Linked DNA regions of Homo sapiens: regions 2 and 3 are each linked to region 1. A link is a loop called in an ENCODE intact Hi-C map of the cell type or tissue named here. Cell type or tissue: CD14-positive monocyte. All regions are shown on one strand. Links, peaks and the distances in the headings refer to the core of each region. The heading gives the core; the rest is flanking DNA. Region 1 overlaps GSAP (gamma-secretase activating protein). Region 2 has its middle 47 kb from the start of GSAP. Region 3 overlaps PTPN12 (protein tyrosine phosphatase non-receptor type 12).

Evidence for each region. Peaks named below come from ENCODE experiments on the same cell type or tissue, not always from the same donor. Only the 100,000 strongest peaks of a DNase experiment are listed, where the experiment ranks them.
Region 2: a loop joins it to region 1, with 2.1 times the contacts of the local background. A loop is called at or near these places in 6 of 110 quality-filtered maps.
Region 3: a loop joins it to region 1, with 2.1 times the contacts of the local background. A loop is called at or near these places in 3 of 110 quality-filtered maps.

The regions. Positions count from the first base shown.
Region 1 is chr7:77,407,576-77,413,996 of GRCh38, reverse strand. All of the region lies in intron 1 of GSAP (gamma-secretase activating protein), which reads left to right. Among named protein-coding and RNA genes, the nearest start is that of GSAP, 5.6 kb to the left of the region's middle. In CD14-positive monocyte, for the core only: no CTCF peak of the experiment used is centred there; DNase peaks (open chromatin) are centred at 706, 3,636 and 4,786; H3K4me3 peaks cover 3,747 bases; H3K27ac peaks cover 5,000 bases.
Region 2 is chr7:77,460,412-77,466,832 of GRCh38, reverse strand. It overlaps the pseudogene GCNT1P5. Among named protein-coding and RNA genes, the nearest start is that of GSAP, 47 kb to the right of the region's middle. RefSeq lists a silencer at 2,945-3,024. In CD14-positive monocyte, for the core only: no CTCF peak of the experiment used is centred there; a DNase peak (open chromatin) is centred at 3,012; H3K4me3 peaks cover 279 bases; H3K27ac peaks cover 1,763 bases.
Region 3 is chr7:77,567,278-77,573,698 of GRCh38, reverse strand. It overlaps PTPN12 (protein tyrosine phosphatase non-receptor type 12), which reads right to left. Exons shown (of 18, transcript NM_002835.4): 2 at 2,513-2,621. Among named protein-coding and RNA genes, the nearest start is that of PTPN12, 33 kb to the right of the region's middle. In CD14-positive monocyte, for the core only: no CTCF peak of the experiment used is centred there; DNase peaks (open chromatin) are centred at 1,678, 3,188 and 3,678; H3K4me3 peaks cover 661 bases; H3K27ac peaks cover 4,480 bases.

The DNA.
Region 1 (6,421 bases), core at 672-5,671:
CATTTGCTCCTGGTTCTGGGTTGAACTTTTGAGAAAACAGTTTCTCCTGAAATAAAAGAAGATATTTGTTAAAAATCAAAACAACTACATAAAAGAATATTTTAACAGGTAGCTGTAAATGATAAAAGAAAGAAAAAAACCACCGAAGTAAAACCGTGTATCCACTACCCAGCTTAAAAACAGAGCAATGTCAAGACTCTTGAAGTCTCTTATGTGCTCCTTTCTGATTCTATTTCTTTCTCTCATCCTCACCTCCTAGGTTGGCAACCATTTACATTTTTATATTTTAACATTACTTTGACTTTATTTGTAGTTTTAGCCTATATGTATGGGCAAAATATTTCATTTTGCTTGCCTGTGAACTTTAAACATACTGTATGCATTCCTTTTGCTTATTTTCCTTCTCAATATTGTGAGATTTACCCATATTGACTGGCTAGCTGCAGGTTATTAATTTGTATTAATTAATGCTATATAGTGTTCCATAGTGTGAATTCAACACGATGGTGGACATGGAGATGCACCCCTTAGATTTTCCTTTCAAAGAACAGCTTGTCCCAGGTGCTGTGAGTATAGTCAGCAGGCAGTCTTCAGCTGTCAGCCCCTTCAGGGATTGCCTGCCAAGAGGGCTGCCCTACCCAACTTCACTTCCTTTTGGGTATGGACCACGTGAAACTGAGTGGGCTTTAAAGGCCTGGCCATTTTGACTGAACATGGGACAACTCCATTTCAGTTCCGAAGCTTCCTCTTTGAGGGACCCAAGGTCACCTGAGGATATTGGGCCTGCGTTGCTACTGGACTTCTCACCTACCAGGACTTGCTTCCTTCTCCTTCCTCTTAAGGGTGTTAATCCCACTTTCCTGAGCACTCCCTGATGAACATACTGGGTACTAAACTCTGTCTCAGAGTGCATCCTGGGGAACCCAACTTATTTTTCCAGTGGGTGGCTTTTGGGGGGTTTCTGGGGTTTGCTGTATGGTCAGTACTCTTACTAACCACCTGGTGCACACAGGCATATGTTTCTCTAGAATGTACGTCTAAAAGTAGAGTTGCTAAGTCATAGGCTGTGCACATCTTCGTCTTTCCTGGGCAGTGCCAAATTGTTTTCCAGAGTGTTGTACTTATTAACACTCTGATTTGTGGTGTGGAAATGTTTCTGATACTCACTATCCTCACAAGCCCGTGACAGCTCAAAATTTAATTTTTTTTTTTTTTTTTTTGTCAAACTGGTAGGATTAATTATTTCATTGTGCTCCGAGGTTGAGCATCTCTATGTATTTACTGGCCACTTGAATCTCCCTGCCTGTGAAATGTCTATTCATCCTTTTGTCCACTTTCCTATTTTTTTTAATTGATTATTTTAGGGGTTATGTTTTTGGGATTATAGTTCTTTATCACGTGTTGCAAATATTTTTCTCTCAATCTGTCACTTCTGTTTCGGTTTGTGATGGTGCCTTTGATAAACAGGAGTTCTTAATTTTAATGTAGTCTAAATTAGGAGTTTTTCTTTATAGTTTGTTCCTTTTTGGATCTCTTAAATCCTCCCTGTTTTGAAGTCGTGAAGACATTTTTAGTATTAACTTTTGGAAGCTTTATGACTTTTTCACCTTTTGATTTTAATCCACCTAGAATTTATTTTTATGTGATTTATAGGAGTCCAATTTTTTTTAAAAAAATTAATAGCTAATTGTTTCAATATTATCAATCAAACAGTCCTTTTAGTTCTCACAACAAAACCACTTCTGTCACATCAAGCTTCCTTATGTAGGTCTCCTTTTCTGAGTTCATTTTGTTTCATTATCTCAACTTGACAACTTTCTTTTGAGAGTCAAGCTCTGTCACCCAGCTGGAGTGCAGTGGCACAATCTCAGCTCACTGCAACCTCCACCTCCCGGGTTCAAGCGATTCTCCTGCCTCAGCCTCCCAAGTAGCTGGGATTACGGGCATATGCTGCCACGCCCAGCTAATTTTTATATTTTTAGTAGAGACAGAGTTTCACCATATTGGTCAGGCTGGTATTGAACTCTTGACCTCAGGTGATCGGCCTACCTCGGCCTCCCAAAGTGCTGGGATTACAGTTGTGAGCCACCATGCCCGGCCATGACAACATCTTAATAACTATGCTTTATGGTAGGTATTGATAACTGGTAGGGTAAGTCCCCTCACCTTAGTATTCTTCACGAGTGTCTTAACTATTGTATGCCCTTTGCTTTTTCATATATATATTTTTGAATCTGCTTGTCAGATTTTACAAAAAAAGTTGATTTGGATTTCCTTTAGTTGTATTGCCTCTATAGATCAGCTTGGGGAGAATTGGCATCTTTACAATATTGGATCTTTCCAACTATGAACAAAATACAGCTCATTATTTATTTAGATCTTTTTAAATGACTCTTAATAAGTCTTAGAATTTTCTCCATGAAGGTTCTGCACATGTTTTGCTAGATTTCATCCTAGGTTATTTTTTTGTTGCTCTCATAACTAGCACACTTAAAAACATGACATGTTGTAACTATTGCTGGTATATAGCACTATAATAGATAGATCTTATATGTTGACTTTTGTATCCCGTGCTTAATCCCTTGTTGGGATTGATCACATCTTCAAGAAAATAAGATCTGCAATATGTAAGTTTTCTAACATTTAAATGTCAATATTTAAGACTGGAAAGGATGTAGATTTTCTTGCCTGCTTTTATTAGTCTTGGATTTATGATACACCAGATTGACTTGTCTTTCAAATATTGTAATCTTTGCCAGGGAAGTGGTATATTTTACCAAGTGACTGATTCAAGAATAATACTTTTTTTGGTTGCCTCCTATGTATTCCTAGATTGATTTGGGGGCCAGAGGGTTACCTTAATCACATTGTTTTCACTTTTTTTTTTTTTTTTTTTTTACTATTTTCTTGCCACTATCTGTCCTTTTTACTTTTTTTTCCGCTAATTCTTTCCTAGTCTCCTCTTCTAATTCTCATCTCTCTCTTAACTTCATTTTACTCAGAATATGAAATATAAATCACATAATGTTTACTGCATAGGTTTAGGAATTATAATAACTGGTCATCTTGAGCCTGAGGATTTATATGAATTATTTACAGAATAGGAATGTTATAGGTATAATCATATTTTGTCACCTCTTGATGTATGTATTAGGAACTAGTTCAAAATTTTGTATAAGGCTGAATGACGTTTTTCTCCTTAAATATGGTCATTGGAAAGACAAATACTTTAATTTTTGTCTCATAGCAGTTTGGGATAAAATGTACACATTTGAGAACCCCTATTCCTGTAAAGTGAAATCACTTTTGTTTGACAAAGAATAGATTGAAACGAATGAGAATATCTGGCCAACCAGCTTTTGTTTTACAAGAGCTATGCCTTGCCAATATCTTTAATATCTAGGTACTCTCGTTTCTTTTATAGGTTTACCTATGCAAGTATCTATCAAAATGCTACATTGTTTTATTCATGAGAACTGAATATACTAAACTGTGAAATTAAGCCACATTTCCTCATTTGAAATTGCAAAACTTCTTCCTCTGGACTTTCCAGTGATGAACTACTGGGAGAAGAGTCAGAATGAATAAGCAAAGAGGTTACTGAATACTTCTTTTAAAAGGGTGTGTTAAGACATGGGCAACTCGTCCAGGGAGGAAGAGCCGATGGCTTAATAGTATGTGGTGAGACATTGGTCTCTGGATTTGCAACATTACCAAATTTGTCTATTTCACATGTCCTTGAAATGTGAACTGTGTACTTAACTGCAGGGTATTCAGCCCTGCAGTTATTACCTAATGTTCCCATGAAAACATTATTTTTATTTCTTTCAACTCTCTGTCTACCATGGTTATATTATAAGATGGTCCAAGTTATGCCCTCTAACAAATATTGCTTAATATGTAATGTACATTTGTAGTTCAATGGTTCTTAACCCTGGCTGTACATTAGAATCACCCAGGGAATCTAAAACACATACATGTACACCAGAGAGTGGGCTCCACACCAGCTCAATAAAATCAGAATATCCTGGGTATGGCTTGGGGCATCAGTGTTCTTTTAAAAGCTCCCTTAATGATTTTAAGACAGCCAGAGTTGAGAACCACTAGTTTAATGGGATAAAAATGTGTCATTTATTGTAATCTGCGTTTGTTGGAGAATTTTTTCTCTTAGTATTATAGTAATCTGAAAATAGATACGCTTTTGCAAGTAAATTGGATTTAGCAAGATTTCTTGTGAAGGAGTTCTTATCTTAGCCGAAACCTTTTAACTGTACTTTTGCGACGATCTCTCCTCGCATACTTATAATCTTGAAAGAAAAAAAATACTTCTCAAAATATTGACACATTGCATTCCAGAAGTTTTGAGTCGTGTACAGGATGAACAAACTCACTGAAATTCTCTTTAGATGTCTACAATATCTGCCTTTCAAAGGACTTTTGAGTAATTACCCATTTTCTCATTGTAAGCTTGATACAGAACACTCAGTCCATTGTTCTGTTTACCTTTTTCTAGGTTTGAGTTCAGTCTACGCCACCTTTTCACTGTATATTGGTCAAGTATCATTATCTCATTGAAAAGTATAGTAGGCCTGGAATACCTTATACAATGCAGATGAGATAGAAATGAGAACTCTCTAAATTGTGAAGGCCTACTTAGCCATAAGCTTATTATTATTATTAAGAGACAGGGTTTTGCTGTGTTGCCCAGGTTGGTCTTGAACTCCTGAGCTCAAGCCATCCTCCCACCTTGGCCTCCCAGAGTGCTGAGATTACAGGCGTGAGTCATCATGCTTGGCCCATGAACTGATTATTTAAATCCTAGTCTCCTAAGAGACCAAATTATTATCCTTATTATCCTTCAGTGTGAAGTGAGTCTGACAGCTCCATATACATGTCAATATACTGACAAACGTTTATACCCATGTATAGAAAACACTTTGCCCTATCCCTTTGCCCTGCCCCTAGGAGACCCACTAAGCTGCTGCTTGTGAGGGGTGGGGAAGAGAGATCTCAGGATGATGTCTAAGTTCTCAGTGAAACCTGGTCTTCCTCTCTCTAAATGTTTCCCACCTCCAGCTCCAGTGCAGGTGTCCAGCTCACCAATTATCCTTATTTTTTATCTTGTCTTTTCCTTTTAGGAATACAGACAGAAATTTGCTGAGTTACAGATAGTTTGCATATGTTTTGTCTGAATATTAGAATTTGTCATAATCAATGTAATTAACATGTAAAAACTATTCCTGTATGGGAAAAATGAGTCAAATTTAAGCAATTTATCTTTTCTTTTTTTTTTTTTTTTTTTTTTTTGGAGGCAGAGTCTTGGTCTGAAGTGCAATGGCTCAATCCCGGCTCATTGCAACCTCCACCTCCTGGGTTCAAGTGATTCTCCTGTCTCAGCCTCCTGAGTAGCTGGGATTACAGGTGTGCACCACCGTGCCCAGCTAATTTTCTGTATTTTTTAGTAGAGATTGGGTTTCACCATGTTGACCAGGCTGCTCTTGAATTCCTGGCCTCAAGTGATCCATCTACCTCAGCCTTCCAAAGTGCTGGGATTACAGGCGTGAGCCACTGTGCCGGCCATAATTTTGGATAACTTTTGAGGAAATTGGGAAAGTACACACTTCTGCCCAATTAGTGATAATTACAATGGTGAATCTACCAGTGTTTAAATCCTTTAACTGTAGAATTAGGAGAAATATCCTAAAATTTTAGAAGAAAGATGGTCAGTTAACTTATAGGTTAAATGTTTTGTGTAAAGAGTCTGTATATCCTTCAGCAAAATAGGGCTTTCATATAGACAAGGACACAAGTTATAAGTTCACAGCTTAGTTAATTTTCACCAAGTGAAACACACTTATGCAACTAAGACTCAGAACAGGAAGGAAAACATTAATGGAACCTCAGAAGTCCTTCATGCTCCTTTCTAACAGTCACTTATCTAACACTGTACATTAGTTGTGCCCATTATTGAAAACTTGTGTATGAATTGAAACATACAATTTGTACCTTCTTTTGGTGGTGGGGAAGGTTCTTTTGCTCAGTTTCACATGTGTTATTGCAGAATATTAATTCATTGTTTTGTACTATTCCACTGTTTGGATATAACACAATTTATTCATTCTTCACTTAATGGATAGTTTGGGTTTCTGGTTTGGGCAATAATGTACCACAGTACTATAGACATTCTTATGTGTCCCTTGCTAAATATATGTATATATTTCTTTTGAAGATATATGTACAAGTGCAGTTGCTGAGTCATGTGTTCAGCTTCACTAGATATTGCCAGTTTTCCAATTTATACTCCCATTAACAATGTATGAGAGTTTCAGTTGCTTCAGATTTTTTTTGCATCACATAATACTAAAACATAATAAGTCAAGGATGCCTGTTACAACTTTTAGTATAACTAATAAAAGAATAG
Region 2 (6,421 bases), core at 403-5,402, 53 kb before region 1:
ATTTTACAATATATTTTCACTCTGAATGGAGGTTTTGGGATCCTCTGGCTCTTCTTATATCAGGTAAAGAGCAGAGTATGGTGGAATGGACTTGAACTCTGAGTTCAGACAGCTCATCTGGAGTTCAGACAGATCAGTCTTCTGAAAGTGACCTGGAGTCACTTTCTTCCTTTCTTAGAATTTGTTCCTTCATTTGTGAAGTGCAGTAATACATGTCTGACAGAGCTATTGTGAAAATGAGGAAACATGCAAAACATATTGCAGGTGCACAAATGTCAGTTCCCTTCCCTTATTGACGAGGAGTTGCCACCACTTTAATGAAAGGGATTTTTAGTGTGACTAGGACTCAAAAGGTAAGTTTTTCTTTAATGAATAGCCTGATTCTTGGACAATAATGGCTCAGCCACAAGAGCTTGAGTAATTGTTTTATAACTTAGACTTCCCTTGGCATGAGGACCCCACCCAGCCCATATGAAAATGAATACCATTAAGCAGCCAAATCTTTCTCCATTTTAATTGAATATTGTGTGTTGAGACCAAGATTCTCAATAAGTCCAAGGACTCTTGTATGTCATGTCCTTAGCATGATAATCTCCCCACTTCTTTTTACAGTCCATACTGATGGAAGAAGATGAGACAGGGAATGTTCCTATTTGGGGCTCCACTGAAAGCCTCTGGTGCAATTTCCTGTAAGGCCTCCACTTTCCCTTTGCTGGAAATTTTTAATAATTAAAGTAATATCATAATTAGAACTTCCAAAATCACAAATTAGAAGTGGCTGGGCTTTAGACCCCCTTGAGTCAAGGCAAGATAGAACAACTCAGCTTAGACATCTGATTGATTACCCATTACCCCCATTCAGTTATTAAAATGGGATCTCTAAGTCTATGAGCAACAAGACATGGTCAGCTTAGTCTCACTGCTATTTACAAGAAAAAAATCTTCCAAATTATTTATGGTTTAACTCTTTTGATCAATTCAGGTTACGTCCTCACACAACCTCCAAACTCTTTTAATTCAAACTTGATGGATGAATTGCTTGAATGTATTTTCCCATGGGTATACTAAATAGAGGTATTATTGTCAAAATTTATAGAAAATACAGTATAATTTTTATATTTTTTATAGTATAATTTTATAAAGTTAGTATGATTACTAACTTTATATAAAAAAAGAATTCCTTCTCTAGGAGGAATTCTCCGCCTTAACTAAATTGGTTATAAGATCCTGGAAAAGAAGGCAGGGATGCTTGGGAAGACCTCTGTCCCAGATTCTAGGGCAGTTACCAATAAGTTTTGTCACACTGGTTGCATCAGAAAATTCTCTAGTCTTCACTTTCTCAATATTAGGGAGTTGAGCAAAGTAATCTCCAGGAGTTCTCCTGTAAATGCAAATTACAGGAACTCATCTATTATATAAACCAAGGCCCAAATTTCTGTCTTGGAAATTCTGAATCTCTCCTTATGAAGTTGTTAGTGGAGTGAGGAATTTCCCAAACTCTATTTCTCATCATTTCTTAGTTTTACCATTAAGTGCCACTGGTAATAGACTTATAAATATTTATTATGACAACAGTAATTTAGCATTAAAGTCAAGGCATATGGAGAAAACAAAAGGTTCAAGTTAAAAGCATGCCTAAATATGTCTCATTTAATGAACTTAATAGACTTGCAGAAGTTTCCCACTAATGTAGTATTGTTTACAACTTATCTCCATAACGTCTATTGAGTTATGCCTTTCCCATTTGATTCAAACTTAGGCAAATTGACATTTGTGAGTACATTTTACTTCCAATCACACCTATCATAGTACATAACTCAAGTCCTAAATTTGAATTAATATTGCGTTAAAATTCCTTGCCTTCTTCTGATACGCTTAAGAAAGATGATGATACTACTCAACTACATTTTTGGACACTTAGGATAACTCTTACTATTTAAAAACAAAACTGAGAACTGAAATTCTACTAACCAGAAGAATTGACTGTAAAAGTGACTCGCCCAATTTGGTGGTCACCCTAGTTTTTAAAAATGAGGTTTGAATGGAAAATTGTAAAAGCAAAAGACTATTAATAATGGCAGGAGGTGGGTGTATGAACAGGTGTAGTAGATTATGGTGCAGATATGTGAAATTGCTGTAATTTTAAAGAACCACATCCCCATTTTTTTGTTACCTTCTTAACAAATGGTGGTTTTATGATTCAGAAAAAGATATGCTAAATATTGAGACGAGACTATCAGAATATTTTGCTTTCAAGAGGGTGGGAAGAGTTCAACTTAAAATGTTAGGACTCAAAAATAAAAATGAGTATTATTTGTTTGAATCTGAATTTTACTGCAGTGAAGGAGATTAAACATTTTCACAAGCATTTATAATGACCATGACCAGAAAGACCTGGCCATTGTGATTTCTTACCTGAGTTTCTGCACCAGCTTGCTAACTGGTTTCCCTGTTTCCAATATTGATTCTCTATTCTGCCAACAAATTGACCTTCTAAAACACAAATCTGATCATGACCTTCTTCTGTTAAAACACCTTTAGTGAATTCCCACTGCCTTCAGAACAAAATTCAAATCTTTAGCATGACATAAAGGGTTCTTCATCATCTGACATCTGCCCTTCTGTTTAGCCTTATCTGCCAGCATGCTTCCTCGCTTCAATATAACTTTTTTTTTTTTTGAGACGGAGTCTTACTCTGTTGCCCAGGCTGGAGGGCAATGGCGTGATCTCGGCTCACTGCAACCTCCTGGGTTCAAGCGAGTCTTGTGCCTTAGCCTCCCAAGTAGCTGAGACTACAGGCATTCACCACCATGCCTGGCTAATTTTTGTATTTTTTAGTAGAGACAAGGTTTCACTATGTTGCCCAGGCTGGTCTCAAACTTCTGACCTTAGGTGATCCGCCTGCCTTGGCCTCCCAAAGTGCTGGGATTACAGGCGTGAGTCATTGTGCCAGCCCAATATAAGTTCTTGGTCATGCTGAACCAATTTTACTTCCCCATACTCACCTCGCTTTGTCATCACACTTTCATAACTCTGCAGATACTGCCCCTCTTTCTTGGACTGACTTTCCTCACTTCATGTGGGAAACTCTTATTCATCCTTTACTCAGCGACCATCTCCTTTCTTGATTTGTACCCACTCCTCCGGTTTGGTGTTAGCCCATTATGCCTGTTGCGTATTCTGATGCATACACCATTGCATACTTCGTCTTACTCTAAATCTTAACTTCTTCACTGCTCTGTAATGCAATTGTCTGTCTTTCTCTAGACTGAGACCTTCTAGAGGAAAGATCTGCGTCTTCTTTATCTTTTTCCCTCAGCACTTATTATAATGCCTGGCACGCAGTAGGCATTCTGTAAATGTATGCTAAAATAATCAATGCATAAATAGTCCAGAAAAGTTCAACATGGACTAACTTTAAAATGAGATTAATTATGACAATTGTTAGTTCAAATTTTTTTAATTAAAAAATTCTTTACTATTAAATCAAGCCAATTTAAGCTTTCTGGGATGATATACAGAGACACACTACACAGCACAATGGTATAGCAGAAAAGAAATTATTTACAAGGATTGTTTAGAGTAAAATCAAATCTCTATTTTAACAAATATATGAGATAAACTATATCTTTATGATTATTTTTTGCTGTAAATGTATTCATACCAGGACAATTGTCACATTTAAAATTCTCTAAATAATTTTGGCACAGGTGAAATCTTCTAACGTTGTTAAGTCCCTAAGCTCTTTTTCTTTCTTTTCTTTTTTTTTGGAGACAGAGTTTTTGCTCTTGTTGCCCAGGCTGGAGTGCAATGGTGCAATCCCGGCTCACCACAACCTCCACCTCCTGGGTTCAAGCGATTCTCCTGCCTCAGCCTCCTGAGTAGCTGGGATTACAGGCATGCGCCTCCACGCCCGGCTAATTTTGTATTTTTAGTTGAGACGGGGTTTCTCCATGTTGGTCAGGCTGGTCTTGAACTCCCAAACTCAGGTGATCTGCCCACCTCAGCCTCCCAAAGTGGTAGGATTACAGGCGTGAGCCACTGCACCTGGCGTTTTCTTTTCTTTTTTTAGACAGGGTCTCTGTCACCCAGGCTGGAGTGCCATGGCATGATTACTGCTCACTGGGGGCTCAACCTGCTGGTCTGAAGCAATCCTCCCATCTCAGCCTCCTGAGTAGCTGGGACTACAGGCACACATCACCATGACCAGTTAATTTTTTACAAATTTTTTTGTAGACACAGGGTTTCCCTGTGTTGCCCAGGCTGGCAACTAGAACTCCTGGGCTCAAGCAATCCTCCTGCCTGAGCCTTCCAAAGTTCTGGGATTACCAGGGTGAGACACTGCATCCAGCCCCTGAGCTCTTTCGACAGGCTGATTGTTTTGTGTCAGCCTCTTCTCCAGCCGCCTCAGCCCATTCTCTTCAGAATGACTTGCTACCGGCCCTGGCTTCACAGCTACTTTTATTATACTTCCCCCTCACTTTAACTCTAGATGAAAGTTTAATGCTCCAACCTTTCTAGCCAACTGTGCTCTGCAGAAACCAGGCAGCTTTTCTGACACAAAGACTTAGAGTCCTTGCTCCAAAGAGGGCCCTGTACAATTTTCCTGGTGCTTATTGACAAATAAGAGGAACCAGATAGTGTCAATTTTGCGCATTCTTCTTCTTATTACTAAAATTGCCTATAGTGGCCAGTGTTTTAAAGTCTCCAAAGTATGTCTCAGATGCTCATCTAAACACTGGATGGCAAAGAGGTCACCACCCGTGTCAGGCTTATTGGCAAACAAATGGTGCTTGCACAGTGTCCAGTTCAAGGTGCCAGCTCCGAAAAGGCACACTGAGCGCACATGGGCCCTACTGCAGGTGGGTAAAGAGTGCTTCAAAGTGCTGCCACCTGACAAACCTAGAAGCTGCATGCATGTCAGAAGAGTCATACTTACGGCTTAAGGAGAGTGAGCTGGGGACTTCGGGAATCCTTTGAACAGTGGCCTAGAGATACTTGCTGTATGTGTCTTGGGCCTACTCCATAAACTTTTAAATTTTTTTCATTCTCTAGCATATACCCCACGTCCTCCCTACTGACCACAAAATAGGCACTGCCTGAAAAAAGAGATGTTTCGAGTGGAGGACACATTTTGACAGTCCCCATGTTTGTCAGCTTTCCACTAATAACTGCATGCCCTCTTTTCCACTTTTCTTCCTTATTGACTAGCATCGTCTCAGTTTCCAGGTTGTTTCCACCCATTAATGACTTGAGCTTCCTGAAAATTTCCAGGTTGGTTTGAATAGCAAAATCCATACCATAAAGATTCATCAAGTACCCTAGTCTGTACTCATTGTGTAGAGGTCCTTCATGCAGTTGAGGTCAGCCTGAACCACTCCACAGGAATGCAAAAACCACACCCTCAGCCCCTCAAGGCTTCTGTCAGGCAGAAGCAGCACAGTAGGGCACCTTCTTGCACCTCCAGGGCCAGACTTTCACTCCAGCACTTTCTCTCCATGCAGAGTAAAGCACGGGTACGGTAATGGGTGCCAGATGTCACCTGGAATCAGAACACTAAATGATCCAGACTTTCCTTAATTCTAAATGTGCTGTTCTTTATTTTAATATACCTTTGCACTTCTGATACATGCAAACTGACAACCTTCAAGGCCATGAAGGAGGAACATCTGTTGGTGCTTGAAGCCTAGAAGACTGCCCTTAACAACAACAACAGAAGTCCCTGATTGTTGTTTGAAATGCTGAGGAAGTTGCTGTGGAGGAGACTTTTTTTCTTTTTTCTTTCTTTTTTTTTTTTTTGAGACGAAGTCTCACTCTGTCGTCCAGGCTGGAGTGCAGCGGCGCGATCTTGGCTCACTGCAACCTCTGCCTCTCTGGTTCAAGCGCCACGCTTGGCTAATTTTTGTGTTTTTAGTAGAGACGGGGTTTCACTATGTTGACCATGCTGGTCTCGAACTTCTGACCTCAGGTGATCCACTTGCCTCAGCCTCCCCAAATGTTGGGATGACAGGTGTGAGCCACCGTGCTCGGCCAGGATAGATTTTATTTTCTAAGCTCCGGAGCTTTTGATATGCCTTTGGAGAAGTTCACACCAATTCCAAACAGGTTAAAAATGTTATACAAAGTTAGTGCATGTAATAAGTTCTAAATAAATTTGAATGTTATATAAGGTTCAATATATGTAATATTGTATTGAACAATACAATTAGAAGTAGATGATTTTTATTTATAGGAAATCATTTTACTGCATTGATTATTGTAGATTTATCTAGGAGAATGTTGGCAAAGGTCACATTAGTAACTGAAATCTAAAAGACTCCAAAGCCTAAATTAAGATAATGACTTACGTTTTCTTATTGCAACTTTTTGATCAAACCGGTTGCAATGCTTCTCTTCCTGTTCTTCCTGCCCTCTGGTGGAG
Region 3 (6,421 bases), core at 506-5,505, 160 kb before region 1:
ACTCTTTGAATGTGTGCATGAATAATTCCAGAGCAATGTAGGATCACCTTAAAATTATCTTGCTTAATACGAAGTATCCAGAAAGCCATGTCATCCCCTATTCTGAGGCAGACTGGTGCTATGGTCTGAATATTTGTGTCCTTCCCAAATTCATAAGTTAAAACATAAATTCCAATGCAACAGTATTAAGTGGTAGGGCCTTTAGGAGATGATTAGATTATGCCTTGTGAATGGGATTACCAGCTTTTACTAAAGAGGCCCGAGAGAGCTTGTTTGCCCCTTCCACCATGTGAAGTGCAGTGAGAAGGCACCATCTATGAGCCAGAGTGACCCTTCACTAGACAGCATATCTGCTGGTGCCTTCATCTTGGACTTCCCAGTCTCTAGAATTTGAAGATACAAATGTCTGTTATTAATAAGCAACCCTGTTTATGGTATTTCTGTAATAGCCTGAACAGACTAAGACAACAGGTGAGAAAAGTGGAGTGTATTTTGCAAAAGCTTAATGATTGGTTACTATGTGCTAGGTATACTGGTTATTTTGCAAAAGCTTAATGATTGGTTACTATGTGCTAGGTACACTGGTTTTTTTTGTTTTTTTGTTTTTTTTTTTTTTGAGATAGAGTCTTACTCTGTCGCCCAGGCTGGAATGCAATGGCGCAATCTCGGCTCATGGCAACCTCCACCTCCTGGGTTCAGGCAATTCTCCTGCCTCAGCCTCCTGAGTAGCTGGAATTACAGGCACGTGCCACCACATCTGGCTAATTTTTGTATTTTTGATAGAGATGGGGTTTCACCATGTTGGTCAGGCTGGTCGCGAACTCCTGACCTCGTGATCCACCAGTCTCGGCCTCCCAAAGTGCTGGGATTATAGGCGTGAGCCACCGCGCCTGGCCACTGGGTACACTTTTAAGCATTTAATATTAACCTATTGTGCAAATAATCCTAAAAAGTATTATTATAATCTCCATTTTAAGGATGACAAAACCAAGGCACAGAGAGGATCAGTCCAAGGTCATATAGCTAGCAACTGGTGGAGTCAGGATTTCAACTTCCAGAATCAGAACACTATACCATTATGTTATGTTGCCACTTGTTAATTCTGCCAACACAGGCTATCCACATATCCCACAGCTGATAATAATGTAGAACAACAAAAGGATGAAGGATTAAATTGAGGCAAAGAAGTTAGTGGAGAAAAGAGGGAAAGAGATGAGAGGGAAGAGGTGTTTTAAAAGAGTTATCATGGAAGAAGAAAATTTCAAAAATAGGGATTGATCAATGGCATCAAAATAGTTCAACATTCTTGAATAATCAATATTCTTCCTGTTAGAATAAACAGTAAAAAAAGACCACCAAATCTGGCAATTAAAAAGCCACTGGGCCCTGGGCAACATGGTGAAACCCTGTCTCTACTAAAATACAAAAAATTAGCTGGGTATGGTGGCAGGCACCTGTATTAGAGCTGTCCCAGCTCTCAGGAGGCTAAGGTACAAGAGTCGCTTGAACCTGGGAGGCAGAGGTTGCAGTGAGCCAAGATCCCACCACCGCACTCCAGCCTGGGCTACAGAGCAAGACTGTCACAAAAAAAAAAAAAAAAGTCACCAAGAACTTTAAAGGCATTTTAGAGAGAACAACCTTTAAGACTGAATAAGAATTGAGGAAATGATGTGATGGAATGTAGATATTTCAAAATACTTATGAAGAAAGAAAAACGACGGCAGCTTTAAAAGATAGCAAGTATGACGTATAGCTTTTACTGGATAAAGTGATGGCACACCTTAAGTATACTTTCAGAGTTAAAGTTATCTTGCCAGAAAACTGTGCTATTTAAGAATACAGACAGGGCGCAGTGGCTCACACCTGTAATCACAACACTTGGGGAGGCTGAGGTGGGAGGATCGTATGAGCTCAGGAGTTTGAGACCAGCCTGGGGAACACAGTGAGAACCCCCACCTCTAAACAAACAAACAAACAAATAAATAAATAAATAAATAAATAAAATATCATTAGAATGTAATGCAATCAGTCTAAGACATATACTTAGAGGCACATATTCAGACTGCTGAGAATAGTAGACACACAGATGTTTGAGTCATCCTATGCTTCATTTTCTCATGCATAATTAATCAATTAAGGTTCTTATGTATAGATATATGAAAAATCAACATTGTTAGCATTTTATAAAATGTATTCAGTTGTCTATTATTTTAATGAAATAACATCTTTGAACAGAGAGTTGACAGAAGATATTTTCACTTGGATTTACAGTATTTAAAAGTAATTTAGTATTAGAGCAACTGTGATACTTACAGGAAAAAAATTAAACAAAAATTAGGATCAGAAGGAAAAACAAAAAGCACAATTATGAATTATTATCTTTCCATGTACTTTGAAAGATAGGTTAATTACTACTTCCTTAACAGTGAAACTCAGGAAGAATAAAACTAGTTAGGTTACAAAAGGCTAATTAGCATTTCTATGTATTTTATCAAGGGCATTTCCAACTTACATGGCAGTATGTCCTTGTATCTGTTCTTTTTAACATTTTCTTCTTTTTCTCCAGTGGCTGTGGGATATATCTTTTCTGTTCTATATTTGGTAGACAATCTTCTTAACCGCTTAAAATACAACAAATAAAAATTAAAGTTTAGAGAAACAGTGATATTTTCAAATTTTTAATGAAATCTGGTGACCCCAATTCCTCACAACTCATTTTCCTGTCTCTTAGCTCTTAATTTCCCCATCCCTTAATAATTAACCCCAAGGATAATTTCTTTTATAGCATAAGTGCAAACATAAGATTCATATTTATTTCACATGAGCAGCAAAGAGGGAAAACAGAATAAAAGTAATATAATTTAAAGATATCATTAATAAGCTGAGTCAGAATATTTAACTCAGTCTTTAACATATTCGAGTAATTTCAGTGTTTTAACTAAGGGTCACAATAACCAAGTTTTAAAAACATGCCTAAAAGAATTTTCTTCTCTCAATAAACCATGAGCACGCACCCATGATGTGCCAGGCTTTCTCCCAAGGCATAAGCTAATAATTACTTACAAGACACTGCAAAACAAAGTTCTTTCATATTGAATTGGAAATGTCCAACAAAGACCAATTCTGCTTATTCACTGCATTACAGAACTAGTTTGTGGGTTAGTGACAAATTCTTACCACATATGGCAGTAGGGATGTTCTTTGGGCTGGAATATTTCTGCGTGTCAGTAATACACTTCCTGCTTTCAGAAGCACTGAAAGTCAGTATTGTGAATTGTTCAAATTCTACACAACTACATTGCTGAAATTTAATTTCAAAGGAACTTTCTTTCAGGCCTCAAGACATATTAAAAGCATTCTGGTTTTACCATTCAACAAATTATTAAATACAAATAAAATGAAAAATAAATCTGATAAAATTTAACTTTCTCATTAATTTTTGCTACTTGTGATACTGATATTTAAGGAACTAAAACTGCCTATAAACCTTTCTTTTTCTTTGAAAAACGACTAAATTTTATCATCACAATACTAGAGACCTACAACAGGAATACATTTTTTTCTTTATGATAAAGATTTACTAGAATCTTATTCTGCACTGGCACAATGTCAAAGTAAAATTCCCCACATTTATGATGCTATTTCTTGTGATTTCCTGTGGTAATAGAGTTCTCCAAATATATACATGTGTCAGAGGAAAAACTGTATTCAAAAGCAAGTGGGGGCCGAGCATGGTGGCTCACACTTGTAATCCTAGCACTTTGGGAGGACTGCTTGAAGCCAGGAGTTCAAGACCAGCCTGCTTAACAATGCAAGACCCTGTCTCTGAATTGTACTTCTACAACTTTGTCCTCCAGATAAAAATGGGACACACATGAAATGATTTATATTCAAAGTTACATACCACAGCACTTTGTTTGTTTGTTTTGAGACAGGATCTCACTCTGTTGCCCAGGCTGGAGTGCAGTGGTGCGATCTCGGCCCACTGCAACCTCGGCTTCCCAGGTTCAAGCAATTCTTGTGCCTCAGCCTCCTGAGTAGCTGGAATTACAGATGCGTGCCACCAGGTCCAGCTAATTTTCATATTTTTAGTAGAGACAGCGTTTCACTATGTTATCCAGGCTGGTCTTGAACTCCTGACCTTAGGTGATCCACCCGCCTCAGCCTTCCAAAGTGCTGAGATTACAGGTGTGAGCCACGCGCCCAACCACTGCAGCATTGTTAGTAACAGCAAAAAACTACAATCAAAGAAACCTCTTAATACAAAACTGGCTAAATTTGTTTTATTCATACCATCAAATATGAGAGAGCTGAAAAACAAATGAGTTAGCTTTTTATATATAGTAAGATGACAGTATCTGAAAAATACATATTAAGTATAAATGTAAAAAGCAGGAAACAATAGTGTACATTATATACACAGTGCAGTATGTATATATGTAATATATTACTACTGGTGTTAAAAAGAAATAAAAACATTTGCATTTGCTTGTACATATGCATATATCATCTCTGGAAGAAAAACTATTAACAAAGTATGTGTCTGTGGGGAAGGGAAATGGGTACCTAAGGGAAACGGATGAGAATGAGACATTACTATTATGTCTTTTCATATCTTTTGGATTGTATGACTGTATTGCCTGTTCAAAAAATTGAACGTAAATAAAAAAGGACAGTAGAAAAGATTGTTTATGATGTCGTTACTCCATATTAACAAAGATCCTCATGGTTACTTATATACGCATCTTGCACATTTAATTAGAATGTTTGTATTTTCTCTGCTCAAAGATTAAGCATCTGAAAAGATGTATTTTTAGATACTTATAGTATCAGTGCATTTCAAAATATTATTTTGAATCTGACTTAGAGAAGGATATCAACTTAAATAGTTGCAGAAACACAGAGGGGAAAGGAATATATCTTAGGTCAATGTCAGCGAGAAAAAATTTAGTACAAAGAGTGGTTGAGTTTAATTATAAAATGTGAATGTACCTCAGGAATGCCTGGTACAATCACTCTAAGCTTTTTCTTTTTCATTCATTCATTCACTCATTCACAGACGGAGTCTCACTCTGTTGTCTAAACTGGAATGCAGTGGCATGATCATGGCTCACCATAGCTTCAAACTCCCATGTTCAAATGATCCTCCTGCCTCAGCCTCCAAAGTGGCTGGAACCACAGGCTCATGTCACCATGCCCAGCTAATTATTATTACTATTTTTTGTAGGGCTGGGGTCTCCCCATGTATGTTGCGGAGGCTGGTCTCGAACTCCTGGGCTCCAGCAATCCTCCTGCCTCAACATTCCAAAGTGCTGGGGAATACAAGTGTAAGCCACCATGCCTGGCCCACTCCAGACTTTTCTTCTTTTACATGACAAATTACATTATTGAGAAATGTGCAAAACAAAGCTTTTATGTGAAATGACTACATTTCTCATAATGAACCTTGAGAACTTTTGCGTCCAAATATTTATCTTATTTAAGTTTGGATTTTCATTTATCCAGTTTTCTTAAAGCCTAGCATGCCATTTCTTAAAATGCTTTCTATAATTAAAGTTTAAAATGGAGAATGCTCTATTAAAATAAAAATCTACAATAGTGTTCTTAGCAATTTTCATGCCCATCAGAGATACAAAAGTGGTCCATAAAACAAGTAAAAACTTTGTTTTGTACTTTAAAAAGGTATCTACAAGTTGGAACTTATTTCCCACCAAAAAATGTCAGCTTTATAGTAAGCTACATAAATTAAAATTCTGGATCTGGTACTTTCTTAGCTGTGTGACAATTAACATATTTAACCTCTCTGTGTCTCATCTATAAAACTGAGATAATAACCTTTACTCAGCAAAAGGTCTAGTACATAAAATGGCTCAATAAATGTTAACTATTATTATTGAACTAATTACTGGAACTCTTTAAATGTTGTTACTTCAGATTTATTTCTTTAAAACCTTTCCTAGATCAAAGATCAGAAAGAGTTGCATATTCCAGGTCAATTTATCTGCCTGAAATTGCAAAGCAGTTTGTCAAATTTGAGTGTGCTTCAGAATCACCTGGAGGGCCACATTGCTGGGCCTCATCCCAGTAGTTTCTGATTCAGTAGGTCTGAGGTGGTAATTGCCTGATAATTTGTCTTTTTAAAAGTTGCTAAGATTCTACTTTAAAAAAAATCCCATGATAATCATTTTTCTGTGTCTTTGTGTATGCTTTTTCTTTGCTTGTTGGTGGTCTCCCCACTTGCACACCTCCAAAGCTTACTTATCTTTTAATTTTAAGCCCTAGCTCCTACAGAGTTTCTGATGCCCTTCCTCCAGACATAATCTTCCCCTCTGAATTGTTTTACCTTTATATGTACTTTTAGAACACTTACATTTCTTACTCTTATGATAAATATATAAAGAGAATACATCTAATTTGCCCT